3 separate regions of the Homo sapiens genome follow, and regions 2 and 3 are each linked to region 1. A link is a loop called in an ENCODE intact Hi-C map of the cell type or tissue named here. Cell type or tissue: prostate gland. All regions are shown on one strand.

The links. A loop is a pair of places that touch in the nucleus more often than their neighbours do. Peaks named below come from ENCODE experiments on the same cell type or tissue, not always from the same donor. Only the 100,000 strongest peaks of a DNase experiment are listed, where the experiment ranks them.
Region 2: a loop joins it to region 1, with 5 times the contacts of the local background. A loop is called at or near these places in 2 of 110 quality-filtered maps.
Region 3: a loop joins it to region 1, with 2.9 times the contacts of the local background. A loop is called at or near these places in 3 of 110 quality-filtered maps.

What each region holds. Positions count from the first base shown.
Region 1 is chr10:76,249,161-76,254,160 of GRCh38, forward strand. The region is part of intron 5 of LRMDA (leucine rich melanocyte differentiation associated); the gene reads left to right. Among named protein-coding and RNA genes, the nearest start is that of KCNMA1-AS1, 640 kb to the right of the region's middle. RefSeq lists a silencer at 2,811-3,105. In prostate gland, no CTCF peak of the experiment used is centred here; a DNase peak (open chromatin) is centred at 3,031; H3K27ac peaks cover 365 bases.
Region 2 is chr10:75,654,545-75,659,544 of GRCh38, forward strand. All of the region lies in intron 2 of LRMDA (leucine rich melanocyte differentiation associated), which reads left to right. Among named protein-coding and RNA genes, the nearest start is that of MIR606, 100 kb to the left of the region's middle. In prostate gland, no CTCF peak of the experiment used is centred here; no DNase peak of the experiment used is centred here.
Region 3 is chr10:76,392,591-76,397,590 of GRCh38, forward strand. All of the region lies in intron 6 of LRMDA (leucine rich melanocyte differentiation associated), which reads left to right. Among named protein-coding and RNA genes, the nearest start is that of KCNMA1-AS1, 490 kb to the right of the region's middle. RefSeq lists an enhancer at 4,169-5,000. In prostate gland, no CTCF peak of the experiment used is centred here; DNase peaks (open chromatin) are centred at 1,981 and 4,721; H3K27ac peaks cover 2,671 bases.

The sequences.
Region 1 (5,000 bases):
CTTAAAAAAACTCAGATATTACTCCCCATTTTTATGGGCAGCTTGCTGTTTTCTATTCTTGCTTTCCTCACCGACTTTCTTGGCAAAGCTATGCTTGAGTACTCCTAGCGGGTGGCTAGATTCTCAGTGAGATGCTTCTGTCATAAAATACCCTAGAAAAGGAGGTTCAATTCATGATCCAGGGTGAAGTCCTTGTGTTTTAGTCCTATTAAATTAAAGAACCAACTTTTGCTGAGTGTTCCAAGACTGGATTCTTTCTTCCCTGTTGTCGTCAGCTCTCAGTAGGTGCAGACCTTCTGCAGAACTCCGATGGCACCCATGAAGGAAGAGGAATCCACTCTTATGGTATCAGAGCTTTATGAACCCTTTCTTAATATTAGAATGGAATCCTACAGCCAAGAGAAAACTGTGTCTCACATTCAAAGAGGCAGACATTGGAAGGAAAATATTCACCTTCTGACAAGTTTTAAAGAAACAGAAAATATTGCTTCTTTTTAAATATTTGCCTGGGTTTGATCACTTAATATTTTTTAATAGGTCACAATACTGCATTTCCAGGTAGATCGACTAAAATGCTTGGAGAATGGTTCTGTTTAATTTATTTGCCTAGTTAACTTACAGCAAACCACAAATTATTTATTTATGTATTTATTTATTTTTTGAGACAGTTTCACTCTTGTTGCCCAGGCTGGAGTGCAATGGCATGATCTTAGCTCACTGCAACTTCAGCCTCCCAGGTTCAAGTGATTCTCTTGTCTCAGCCTCCTGGGTAGCTGGGATTACAGGCATGTGCCACCACGCCTGGCTAATTTTGTTTGTATTTTTAGTAGAGATGAGGTTTCGCCATGTTGGCCACCTTGGTCTTGAACTCCTGACATCAGGTGATCCACCTGCCTCGGCCTCCCAAAGTGCTGGGATTACAGGTGTGAGCCACCTCACTGGGCCACAAATTTTTCATTTAACACAGTTGAATATGATTTCATGACTAAGGTTCTCATTGCTGAGTTATCATTCTTCAGCTGGAGAAGGGGAGAGGGAAGGTGCACTGATTCCCAAAGATCCCCTGGCATATTGTGAAGCAAGATTGAAAGATGTATCCTGGAAAAAATTCATTAGTTTGACTCTCTTTTTAACTGCATTCCTATAAATTGAGACTCTACTCATTTAAGGTGGTTATGAGAATTGAGTGGATATAATGGGATACAGAGGGTGGCACATTGCAAGCTTTGATGATAAATTATGGATGTTATGATATGTATGTACTTTCATTTGTAAGTAATGATTTTTATAAAATATTATGATACATTTCTAGGCTGACCTTGAAGGAGAATACTAACATAACTTTGGAAAACCAAAAAATGAAAAAAGGGTATCCGTTTCTCATCATGAATAGGTTTCAAATCTCGTATTTGGAGCATTTCAATTTAAGTTTGAAGAAGCAGGACTGAGGTCACATTTTTCTCCATTGGACATTCTTTCTGATGAATAAGTATTAAAACTGCTTTGAATTTGGTTTCCCCCTTAGATAAGAAATTATTTTTTCCATACAGTCTTTTCTTTGCACCTGAAGGAGCATTGAGGGTGAAAAATAGAGGCCTGTTTCCTGTTCCTAACTGGAGCCCTCCAAGGTTGTCAAACTAGAGCAACAACTTTGTGGGATTTATGCCTGGGACCTGTCAAAGTAGAATTATCATAGCAAACCCTCTCTGCTATCAATCAGAGGGGTATTGGGGATGGCAAGGGCAGGCATTTTTCAAATTTCTTTACTGTGCATATTTAGTCTTGTGCCTGGGGGAGGAAGAGCTCCTTTGAACAGTTCTTGTAGATTTCTTTTCCATCAGATGGCAGCTCACAAAACTACTTAATCTTCCCCAAAGGGCTTCTCTCATTGGCCTGCTGAGAAAAACAGCCAAGGAAGAGAGAGTGGGGGAAGACAGGGACAATCCAACAGCAAATCCTAGAAAATAACGCATTGCTTTCAGAGGACGTATGGTCTAAGTCTGGTCACACTGATATCATGACTTAGAAAAGCACACTGTCCATTGAAGGTTATCTCCCGTCGCTTCTTTTTTTTTTTTTTTTTTTTTTTTTTTTTTTTTTTTTGAGACGGAGTCTCGCTCTGTCACCCAGGCCGGACTGCGGACTGCAGTGGCGCAATCTCGGCTCACTGCAAGCTCCGCTTCCCGGGTTCACGCCATTCTCCTGCCTCAGCCTCCCGAGTAGCTGGGACTACAGGCGCCCGCCACCGCGCCCGGCTAATTTTTTGTATTTTTAGTAGAGACGGGGTTTCACCTTGTTAGCCAGGATGGTCTCGATCTCCTGACCTCATGATCCACCCGCCTCGGCCTCCCAAAGTGCTGGGATTACAGGCGTGAGCCACCGCGCCCGGCCCTCCCGTCGCTTCTAAGTATCATGTGGACATTTAGCAACAGCACAAAGCTGACAGTGCTATCATAGCGGTGTGAGTATTCTTCTGTCCTCCAGAGCCATTTCCCACATTTGTCAAGACAAAGGTTGAAGGGGACCGGACAAGGGAAATGGGTCACCCATTCATTCCCATCTGTCAGAGGTTTGCTTTGTCATGATAACATTCAAGGAGCATGTTTATCTATCCCGCTACTGGAGGTTAAGGCAAGGGTAACAAGAAGAGAAGAAACCCTGTTTGAAAAGTTTACAAATCCTGCCGTGAGGGCTGTAAACAGAGTCCAGCCGGTGGTGGAGCGTGTTAAATACTGCCACATTGATAGGGACCTGGTTCCCCGGCACTAGAAATCCACTCATGTAAACAGAGGAACTGTTGCTGTGAATCGGGTCTGTTTTGACTTAAAGTCTAAGAAACACATTGCCTTCAAAGTGAATTCTTAGGTGTCACTTCCCATAAGTTATGGCAGAAGATTACAAAGCTACTGATATAACATATTAGTTTGATGGACAGAATTATACCCCCAACGCTTCCTGCTCTCCCCAATGACGCACACTAACTTAGTGTACTGTGACAGCTGCCTTGATTTACCACCAGTCCGGGAGGCCAACCGGGAGAAGGAACGTTCACATGGACGCAGGGCCTGAGACTGGCCTGGAGCCTAGTTTATAAAGCTGCCCTGTAATTCACCACAAATGTGTCACCATTAAAAGAGGAAAAAAGGATTGCAGATAATAAATACTCTTTAATTTATTAGCTAACAACAAAGAGATCAGAGCCAGTTGTGATGTGATTGTTTGACATAATATTGTCAAGGAAAAAAAAGCTAAGTTGACCAGAGAGGTAAATTACACATTCAAGCAGATGCATCAACTCTTGGCTTGTCATAAGCCCAGCTAAACAAAACACCACACAGAGGGGAGGACTGGCCAAGAGCAGAGCCATTTATCTCTGAAAGAGACATATTCAAGAGCAAGTGAAATAAGACATAGTTCTTTTGGACTTGGTCAGAGGCCAGGTTTTAACTGTTATAAATTAAATGTTTTGTGTATAGGATTTGGCAATTCTAGTTGCCTTTGTCATGGTAGGGAGATGTTAGGTTTTTCTGCCTGTCTTAAACTCATGGTTTGGTCAGCTGGGGTGTGTGTCCTACTGCTAGATATTGGAGGATCACTACCTTTTGGTAATTAGCAGATATTGGGAAGGTTTCTGTATGTGGCTTGTGATAAAATCAGTGGCTTTAGAAAAACTTGTAATCGCCTTCGTTTTCTGCAATTCTTCCTCTACAGTTGTTGAGCAATACTCACACAGGTCACCAGGCAGGAATTCATATTGATATTAGACTCGTGGAACCTGAGGATTGGAAGAAACATTTCATCCCGCATCCCACCCAGGACATGCAGACAGTTGTGTATGAGCGGGGCAACTTCCAGGGAGGCCAGGCATCTGCCGTGTGTTATTGTAACATAGCTCAGAGTCAACCAGTGCTTTCTGGGCTTTTATTTTTATATAAGCGACTGCCCAGCAAAACTCTCCCATCCCTTGCTTGGGAAATTGAGTTTTCAGATCTAAGTGGGTACTTTTGCTTTGTTTTGCATATTATGGGTCTTTGGGTTTAGCCTATTGTTAGAACAGATTTCTGGGTTTTATTCAACAGTCTGGAGGCAAGGATAGAGTCCTGTGGGTAGGTTTAAGGACATTGATTCATGGATCAACATTTTTTTGATGTAGTTAATTGATCTGCTATGAATTGCATCTCATTTATTTTATTTGTTGCAAAGCAATATCATGGGGGATTTTTGTTAGATGTCTTATTGAAATCAATTTATAATGTTTATGGTCTCACTGATCTACCAGCTGAATAACTGTTTCTAAAAGACAGAGCTAGAAGGCAGGGAGGGAGAGAGAGAGAGAGAAAGGGAGTGGAGAAGAGAGGGGGAGAGAGAGAGAGAGAGAGAGATTGATTTGGCCTAGCTCATTCTAGGTAAAAAGATGTACTAGCTCTTAAAAGTTGCTACTATCTTTTCAACGTGCTCATATATCATATATTTAACATAATTTTTTACAATTTTAGTGTCATTATTTTTAGAATCTTCTGTTCCTCCTTTAAAAAATCAACAAAAATATTTGCCCAAATTTGCTTTTTATCTGTATTTTTTCAAATATTAGTAACATTGTTTCCATGAGCAGATCTATAAGAATTTTTTTGTTGTTGCTATTGTAAAATAAGATACTATTTGTATAGGTCTAGACACCAGGCATCTCCTATGTCTCATAAGCTCTCTAGGGCCTCATTCTTCCATTTCTTTTTTCTTTTTTACTTTTCACTCATCAGTCTAGCCCAAGGATATAATTTCATGATGGAGAAAATAATGACAAAACAAGAGCTTAGTTTTAATCATTCTGCCTTTCCTCTGTCATTTGGGATTTCTTTTTTTAACAACCATTTTCCAACAGTAGACTTATTTTCTTCCTTTGAGCATGGTTTTCATAAGTGACTTCTTAAAATCTGAATTCACTAGAATATGCCCCATACAGTTATACTAGTTTGGTTTCTTTCACTGCTTCCCTATCCTCA
Region 2 (5,000 bases), 590 kb before region 1:
TGGCTCTTGTCCTCTCCCCTCTCCTTCTCTTTATTCTAGAAATATTTCCTGGCATGAAGATTTGCCAGTTTGTTTGTCTTAGGGTAAGTTTAGCACAAGAAGTAAAACCAAACCACAGTCATACACAGATGTGAACACCAGCATCACCGCACAGTAATGCAACTTAAAAGAAAGTTTGACAGAATTAGAAATCTGACAATGCCTTTGTAGGAGCTTTCAGAGAAAATGGTGGGAGTTTCATATATTTGAAGCAATGAAAGCAAGAATGAGAAAAGCATGTCTTTGAGAAGACAACAGAAGACAATGAAAAGAAATCCTTACAGCTCAAGGATTTGAAATCACAATCATGTGACACTTTTGGAAGCGAAACAGAAAAAAATTAACTTTGCTCTAGTTTTTATGGACTTCTTTTGACTTATTGCATAAAAATAACAGAAATTTCTGGCAAGCGGACTGGATTTCCAAAACTCTTCCCCACGGAGGCAGCGAGGAGAATTGTCTGAAAAGTTATGTGTGTTTGTTATCATGAAAACATTAATAATATTAGGATTTGGCTATAATCCATTTTTACTTTGAGAACCTCGACATTTTAACGGGTACATGTAACTGATAAATCCTTTTTGTGGTTGTCAAAACAAGCAAAGCTAACTTTGTACATTTCCTATTATAACTAAAAGCACTTTGACAGTCTGAAATTGGGTGTATCAGTATGGAGAGCAAACAGCCTATTCATTTTATCACCATACTTCTCTAAGGATTTTGACATTTCTGAGATACATATCACTTCTAAACAGTGAAGCACAAAGTTGGTAAAGGTTGTGATGGCTGCAGTTCATGGAGGTTGACCATCCTGTTGGGATTGCCAGTTCCCTTGGCAGGTGCCTTGCTAGGCCAGCCTGCCATGCATCTGGTCATGTGGAGACCATCAGGAGACCATCGCATGGTCTATCCACATCTTTGAGGCCCAACTGATCATTTGTGGTGTCCTGAGAGCTTTCAGCCATGCTGTAGTCTGGGAGAGTCAGTTTTTGGGTGGGTTCAGGCATGGAGCATCTGATGATGTTGGAGTCAGTCACAATGAACCAGAACCTGAGGTCTGGGCAGGACCAGGCTCTGTGGAGAGAGGCAGTATGCTAGAGTGACTGATGTCTGTTCAGAGGAGGAGAAACATCTCCAGGCAGAGAGAAAGCCATGGTTGGTTCCCCTGCCCTGAAAGGTTTGGGCCTCGCGGTGTCTCTGCCTGTCAGATGTTTCATGTACTGGTCAGTGACATATTTTTAGGGTGGGTCTGGATAAGGATGTTTGGTTCAAACGTGTGTGGAGCCTGGGCCCCTTCACCTGCACATCCCTCATCCCACTGTCTCTCTCCAGCCTGTCCCCTCTGTGACCTGGTCATCTGCTTCTCTCCCTGGAGCTCCCCTCATGTGACCCATCTGTTTGCACTGGAGTGACCTTCTGCTGATCCCGTCTTGGTTGCCTCATTTCTTCCATTAGCTGTGAATTTTTTGAGGATAGTGCATATCTTATATTTTTAGTTTGTGTTTTAATTGTTCACCATAGTTCACATTCTATCTCATTCCCATAGTAGTTTTTTGAACAATTATTTTATCCGAAAGTACTTGTAGTGGTCTTCCAGTCTTTAGCCTGGAAATTAGCCTGATGACTAATGTTTTGTGTGGAGATTAGCAGAGTAGGTAGTGGCTAAGAGCCCAGATTCTGGAGCCAGATTGCTTGGCTCAGCAATGCTGCTTTCTGGCTGTGTGACCTTGAATGAGTTAAAGTACCCCTCTGTGCCTTAGTTTCTTTATCTGTGCAATCTGTACAATAATAGAAGTACCCACTTCCTATGATTCCATTCTATGAATTACCTATTGTTGGTTGCTGTTGTTACTGTTTTTTTATTGTTCTCTTACTTGAGGACTTCAGTGACAAAGAGTAGCAGTCCCCGTGCTTTGGGTTACTGAATTTTAAACTCTTTTGTAAGGCTGATTGAGTGAGGGAGTCTTTGCTTGGAGGCAGGAAGATGACTCCCCAAGCCCCTGTTTGTCCCCCATTATTCCTGTCCTCCAGGACTGGCATGCCCTGCCGTTCATTTCCTTGTTGGAGGAGACAATGATGATGCCTTTTCTACACAGACACTCTCCTCAGCTGCTTGCTTTTGTGAGCAGGTATCTCCTCTGTTAAGAGATTAGAATCTTAATCCTAAATGATATTTCATGGCCTAAGACTTAAATTTATATATCACCATCCGGAATAATGTATTGGATTGCATTAAACAGATTGTAGATTAACATGCAACTATAAAACAAATCATCAATGTGTTGTTGACAACTCTAAGTGCAAGTTCATATATTTAACTACATTTGGGGAGTATTAAAGTGTTTAAAGCGGCTTAACGGGTTGATGTAAAATTAAGCATCATGTTCTGTTTCAATTTGTGAGCCAGCCCGAGAGACAATAAAATGGAGGCATAGGCTTGAGAGGAAGGAGCATGGAAGAAAATTTGGAATCAGACTTGGCACCAGGGAAATCCTGGCATGGTCAAAACATATTGGGTAGCAGTAGAAGGCTGTCCATTTACATACTCAGTCTATGAGCAGGTATTTGAAGCCTCAAGGAGTTTATAGTCCAGTTGAGATAAACCAACCAGCATACAGAAAACAATGGTGAAAAATAAGAGACTTAGTGTCCTTTAGCACTGAGCTGGGTGAAATGGACCACCTGCTGTGAGAGTTCACAGGAAATGACAGTGGCATTTGGAGTGGTCAGAAAGATCTTAAAGATGGTGGCATTTGAGCTGATCCTCATAAGGCAATCAGAGAGGAGAATGGAAGGCAAGGGTGAAAGCGTGGTAGGCGCTTGGGTAATGGTGTGCTGGAAATTCATGATCAGACAGTTGGGTAGGGCCAGGTACTAGAGAGCCACAGCAGCCAGGCAAGCACTAATGCTAGAACCAGGAACCAGACTGCCTGGGATTCAAATCCCTGATCCCTCACTTTCTAGTTGTGTGGCCCTAGGTGGGTTACATAACTGCTTTCTCAGTTTTCTCATCTGTAAAATGGGGATAACACCAGTATGTACCTTTGAGGATTGTTGTGAAGAGTCAATGTGTTTTTGAATAGAGGAGGCATATAGTAGTGGAAATGGCATTTGACCTGTAATGGTATTTAGGTTTGCTTCCAGGGTGAGAGAGTTGGGGGGCAAACTGGTGGGCAAATTGGGGAGGCTGTTTAAGCAATTTCGGTGCAGGGTAACGGGTCCTAGGCTAAGAATAGACTCTAATAAGAAAGACAGTAGATGTGTGGATTTCTTTTTCTTAATTTTTATCCTTTTACTGTCCTTTGGGCTGTGGAGACTATCAGTGTGTATGCTCTGCCATGGTTCTGTAAGCCTTCCTCTAAACAGTGCATCCCGAGAGAGACAGATGTGAGCTGGGAATGTGGACCCTGCTGGATGCGGGCATTTCCTTTCCTCCCCTTCTCTCTGGCTTCACAGTGTTTAGACTTTTTTGTACCTATCCCAAAAATTGCTGCTAATTGACTTGGAGCACATAAAAATAAGGGATATGAATGCTCTGGAGAGACACCTCAGGCTCTACTTGAAGATAATATGGGGTGAATAAGAAAAACCGCAGTGTAGTCCGGAGCTGTGTTAAAGGGAATGAAACGTGCAAAGCCTTTTTCACTGCACGCTGTGTGAATGAGATCCTTGTTGGAACTCTAGAGTTGCTTACCAGAGTTCAAAGAAAATGAAAAAAAAAAAAAAAAAGGGAGGCAGGGAAGGCTGGTGAAAAAAATGATTCAAAGGGTAGAAAATAGATCTCTGAAGGAAAATCTTGTAAGACTGGAGTGTTCAGACTAGGGAAGGAAAAAGAGGGTAAATTAATTCCTAACCTCAAATAGCAAAAGGTTTCTTTTTTTTTATGTGAATCTTTGTTTCTCAAAGAACGTTCTATGGAACCCAAGTTCTGGAGCGGGGTGGCTTCTGAAGTCAGGTCAGTCCCCCATGGACAATTCCCAAAGCACATTTGCATCTAAGAGGGACTGAGGATTTCTGCAGAAAGAACCCCATTTTACTTTGAGTAACCTACTGTATTCCAAACATTTTCATCTCTGGAAATTTTTAGTTTTCTAACACCTTTGGAAAATGCTGAGTCAGAATCACTAAGATGATGTTCAGTATAAGAGAAAAAATAAAAGGTTTGAGGTGTGAGACCAAACATTGTGGTGATAATAGAATTTTCACTGGGGGAAATGTAGGGTCCTCCTCTATTTTGGTGGGTGGAGGTAAAGAAGAGAATACAGTCAGCCACCTGTTTTTAAGGCCATGTGCCTACCTAAGTGCAGGGGCCACTGCCCCTGTCCTTCCCAGTCCTGGGGCATTCAAGCTGAGTGCTGTGGGCTCAGGTTTGGAGCCCAATCATTTGGGCTCCAAATTCTGTAAGGTGGCTGGAGAAGCTTGATGGGCCTGGCCCCACCGGCAGGAGATGAGGTAGATGGCCCCTGGGACCAGCTGAGAAGGGCAAACACAGACCTGGCTCTTTGCTGAGGCCAGCCTGGGGAGACGCATGGCACATTGCCGACACAAAGTGCACGTCTGCCCCTGCTCAAGGGCAAGAGTCATCCAGGTGTGTCAACTCATGGTGCCTCTTAGGGAGTTCAAGAACCGAAATTCAGGAGAGGCACTCTCAGTTTACGTTACTTTCTTCATCAAGGTTGGCAAGTGTCTTTCCAGTTTTTGCTTAAAACCCAGCTTTCTTCCCTTCCCTTTGTTTTCTCCCCTTCTCTCTGTCTTCCTGCCTCCCTCCCTTTCCTCTCTTTTTTTTTCTTTCTTCCCCAGCTTTATTTGAGGTGGAATTGGCAAATAAAAACTGTGTATATTCAAGACACACAACATGATGATTTGATATACATATACATTGTGAAATGATTGGAGATTCTGCCATTTGCGACAACACAGATGAACCTGGAGGACATTATACCAAGTAAAACAAGCCAGAC
Region 3 (5,000 bases), 140 kb after region 1:
CAAGTTTCAGATTTTTGAGTATTTAGGATATCAGATTCTCAGATTGGGGTGCTTAACCTGTATGTGCATTGTGTCACATAGTTTATTATTTTTTTTTGTAGTGAGAATGCTCAAAATATACTCTTAGTAATTTTCAAGAATACAACATATTGTTATAATCTATAGTCACCCTGTTGTACAATAGGTTTCTTGAACTTATTTCTCCTATTTAATTGAAATTTTGTATCCTTTGACCAATATCTTCCCAACTTACTTATACTCCCAGCAGTCCCCAGTAACCACCATTCTCCTCTCTGCTTCAATGAGTTTAACTTTTTTAGGATCCACATATAAGTGAGATCATGTGGTATTTGTCTTTCTTTGCCAGGCATATTTTACTAAACATAATCTCCAGGTTCATCCATGTTGTTGCAAATGACAAGATGTCCTTTATTAAGGCTAAATAGTAGTTCATTGTGTACAAGTACACCACACTTTCTTAATCCATTCATTCATTGATGGAACCGTAGACTGATTCCATACTTTGGTTATTGTGAATAATTGCTGCATAGGAGTGCAGATATCTCTCCTACATACTGATTTCATTTCTTTTGGATACATTCATTTCTTTTGGTGGGATTGCTAGGTTATATGTATAATAACTGTATTTTTAATTGAGGAATCTCCATACTGTTTTTTAACTTACATTCCCACTGGTAATGTACATGGGTTCCCTTTTTCCCACATCCTTATGAATACTTACCTTCTAGCTTTTTGATAATAGCCATTTTAACAGATGTGAAGTGATATCTCATTTTGGTTTTAATTTGCATTCCCTGATGATTAATGGTGTTAAACATTTTTTATACACCTGTTGATCATTTGTATGTCTTCTTTTGAAATATGTCTGTTCAGGTCCTTTGCCCATATTTTAATTGGGTTGTTTGCTTAATAATGAGTTGTTTGAGTCCTTATACATTTTTTTATATTAACCCCTTATCAGATGCATGGTTTGCAAATATTTTCTCCCATTCTGTAGGTTATCTTTTCACTCTGTTGACTGTTTCTTTTGATGAGCAGAAGCTTTTTAGTTTGATGTAATCCCAATTATTTATTTTTGCTTTTGTTGCCTATGCTTTTGGGGTGACATCCAAAAAGTCATTGCCCAGACTAATGACATGGAGTTTTCCCCTATGTTTCCTTCTAGTGGTTTCGCTGCTTCAGGTCTTATGTTGAAGTCTTTAATCCACTTTGAGTTGATTTTATTATATGGTATGAGATAAGGGTCTAATTTTTTTCTTCTGTTGTGGATATTCAGTTTTCCCAACATTGTTTATTGAGGAGACCGTCCTTTCTGCATTGTGTGTTCTTGGTACCTTTGTGGAAAACCAGTTGACTGTAAATGTGTGGATTTATTTCTGGGCTTTCTATTCTGTTCCATTAGTCTATGTGTCTTTATGGCTTTCAAATATTGTGAGACAGAAGAACACAGGATACACCCTCTTCACACTTGCCATTAATAGCCCAGTGCAGCCAGAATGAACAAGGTGTTACAGAATGTGATGCAACAACAAGGGAGTGATAATTTTATTTTAATTTAAAAAGGCATTCTCAGAAACTGAAGTTTAAATAAACCATTTGTTTAATGGCTTTAATGTGGACACTAGAAGGCACAAAGGTCTGGGCTATTGGGATTCCAGTCCATTTTCTGGAATCTTTGCCTTCAGAGGGCATAAGGTAATCAAGTACGTGGGAGGTAAGAGTCCAAATGTTCTGTATTACTCTCATCTTTCTGTGAATGACCAAATTCTTCTGCTTTTCACTGGCAATCATATATTTTGTCAACTTGTGAAAAAATACTCTACAAAGATGAAAATTGACCTTATAAAGATTCTTCACATGTATCACATTTGAGAAGGTTGTGTTCCTGACTGAAGAATCTTGCCTTGGTTTGTTGACTCTGGGGTTACACTGTGTCCAGTTATGGCTCCTTGGATGAAGGCCCTGTGTTGTTTTTGAGTCAGCTCACTCAGCTTTCTGGAGGGCAGTTGATTCCATGAAAATACTTGTCTATGTGATCAAGCAGTGGGGGCTGAATGTGTGGCTCTTCACAACAGAATGCAAGGCGGATTACTACTATTCCTACAGTGCTACTGTTATTATTAATTTTAAAAACATACAATGTCATTATCAACCTTGATCTGCTCTGCTTTTGTATTTTAGTAATTGATTGGATGAGAATGTGCCCAGGCATGCTTTAATCACTGGAAGGGCACCAGGGTTTAATCTTCCAAAGGGGTTTTTCCCATTGTTATTTCCTGAAACATGCTTGCCATTACTCAAGTGGCATACAAAATAAAATTCAAATCAAAACAGCAAAAGAGATGTGATCCCTCTCTTTTGTGCCTTCTTTTAGGCTTAATTCTCATAAGTAGAACATATCTAAGAAGAGTAGGCTTTTGAGTTCCAGGCATACTACTTCTAAACTCTTCACTTAAAGCTAGCACATTCACCTGACCTTGAAAAGGTGAATAGATACACACTGCTGAGATTAAATAAGGCACCACAGAAGAATAACTACAGGAGGAGCAAGTAAGTGCAATACCCTCTTGTATGAAGTGTGACCAACCTGAATTAAACCATATTTCTAGTCCTCCCTCAGCTCCAAACTTTTCAGAGCTTTTGCTCAATGACTCCACCCCATTGTATCCTTGGCTGACTCTCATAATTGCCTCATTATTATATTTTCTATATAATATGCATCTTTGGATTCATAGCCCAACAATCTCAGCTGGTTCTCCTCTGTAGTTTGTTTAGCAGACAATTGTAGTCATTGCCCCTCAGCCCATACAACATGGGGGATCTGGATGGAAATGAAACGCAGACTTGGCTCATCAGAGGGCAGCTTGGCTTCACTTGTATGCCACAAACATTGTCACCTCATAACACTGACAGTAGTCACTGATGAGCACATTTGAACCCATTCCCAAAAGTGCATTGCCTCCACACCACATGAATTAGAGCCATTTGTGTTATTTTGCTTATGTGTTCTTTTTCTTTTCTCTGTTGTGTATTCAGATTCCCATATTAGTTTTCCTTAATCTAAGACTTACATTAGATGACTCTAGCCAGACTGTCAAATTATTTGAGAACTCTCTTTGTAGCTCTAAATCTAGGGTAGTACCTGGTAGTCAATAATTATTTATCAAATGAATGGATATTTTTCAACACTTACTGGCAATCAAGAAATAATTGTATTTCTAAAACAGTGTGAAAACACGATGAATTGAATTGAATTGGCGAGAATAGAATATAAACTGCATAACTGTAAGAGATAGTACTATACAATAGTGCTGATGACATTTTGTTTTGCTTTATTTTATTTTATTTATTTTCTGGGGCTGCCTGATACAAAAAGTTCCTTGTGAAAAGAGAAGATTGGAATCCAATTAGTAGATTGGAATTGATGAGTTAGTTAAGGGCTTTAGCATCCTACCATGGGCTGTGGTTTTTCCCCCTGAACCTATGGGCATGTTTTGATTGAAGATGATGGCTGGAAGCTGCCACGTTTGAAGGGCTAGAGAAAGAGCCTGGGTTTCCTGTGTCAGATGATACAAACTAGAAACTAGAAACGCTACATGGTAGGGAGGCAGTGGGGGACAGAAGAAAAGACATCATTATTCTTTGTCTCTTCTTTTCCCTGGGGGAAATGTTGGCATCCAAATATTCAACAGTAGGTTGACATGTGGAAAGTGGCCTAGCCAAAGGATCTGTGGTGATCGGGAGTCATAAATCAGATATGAGAGGGAGAGACCATATGGTGCAGAAAGAAAGTGACGATGCGATTCTTTCAGCTATAGCCACTCACGTGCACTCTCTTACCCAGTAGAGAGAGGGGCCCCTTTCCACTGTTTCTTTTCTACTTCCCCAGTGAACCTGCAGGAATGTCAGCTGAAATACCTTGCTCTTTTCTACACATTTCTGAATCAGCCAAGATGTCAGTGACCTGGAAAGGACTCAGGTGAGAGCCAGAGAAATGATTAAAGAGCCGGTGATGCCGATGATCCAGTGGGTGTCTCCTCTCCGCACCACTAGAACTGACTTATGGGAAGATAGTCAAATAACTAGATATGTGTTGTTTGGCCCAGGGCAGACAAGAAGGAAGGTATGGGGTAACTTGTCTCCAATGGAGTTGCCAACAGCCAATGAATTATTGTGTCTTTTCCTCTCCAAATGGACTGTCAGTATACATATATATATTTTCAAGTTTTATTGAAAATAGTTACCTCAAATTTACTTGCACTTATTTTCCTGAGAGTCTGAGGAATCACATTCTCATTGCTGCAGGCCCCCAGAAGTTTTGAAACAGCCTCTGCCACGCCACGCAACTCTACTCACCCAGAGAAATTGCCTTCCCTCTTTTCCCTCAACTTGTCTGGAGATGAAAAGGATGAGATTGAAACCCCTTTTCTTAGAGACACGTCCCCTCCCTTGCTGGTTTCTGGCTTCTCTTTTCGGTGTGTGAGCAAAATCATTTTATTAAACCATTTGTCAGGGGGCAGATGGGAAGTCTGTCTTTCCCATTAGTTAGCAGAAAGTGACCCCAGCAGCTGTGGAGGGAATCGGTCAAGCCATTGCTACCAACCAGACCAGGGTGGAGAAGGAGGCCGGGCTTTGCTCAGTTGTCACAAGGTCCCAGGCGGCTCCCCAGGAGCCTTGGAACTGATGAGGCCCTGTTTTTATTGGCCATGCCTGTGGTAGGCTGACTTCCTTCACTCTGAGCTTCAGGCCAGCCAGGGAAGGGGGCAGGGGCCACTAGCATTGGGAAGCTTTCGTACTTTGCCCTTAACACTCCATATCCCTGTTTAATTAATTTCCTAACTTTGTGGGGGAAAAAGATGAAATAAATAAGGCCAACTGACCACTTCATAATTTGTTTCTGAAGCTTGGCTGGACATAAAAGTCTCCCTTCCAAAACCACACGGCATAATTTATTTTACGATTCCCTCTCGGCACCAGGT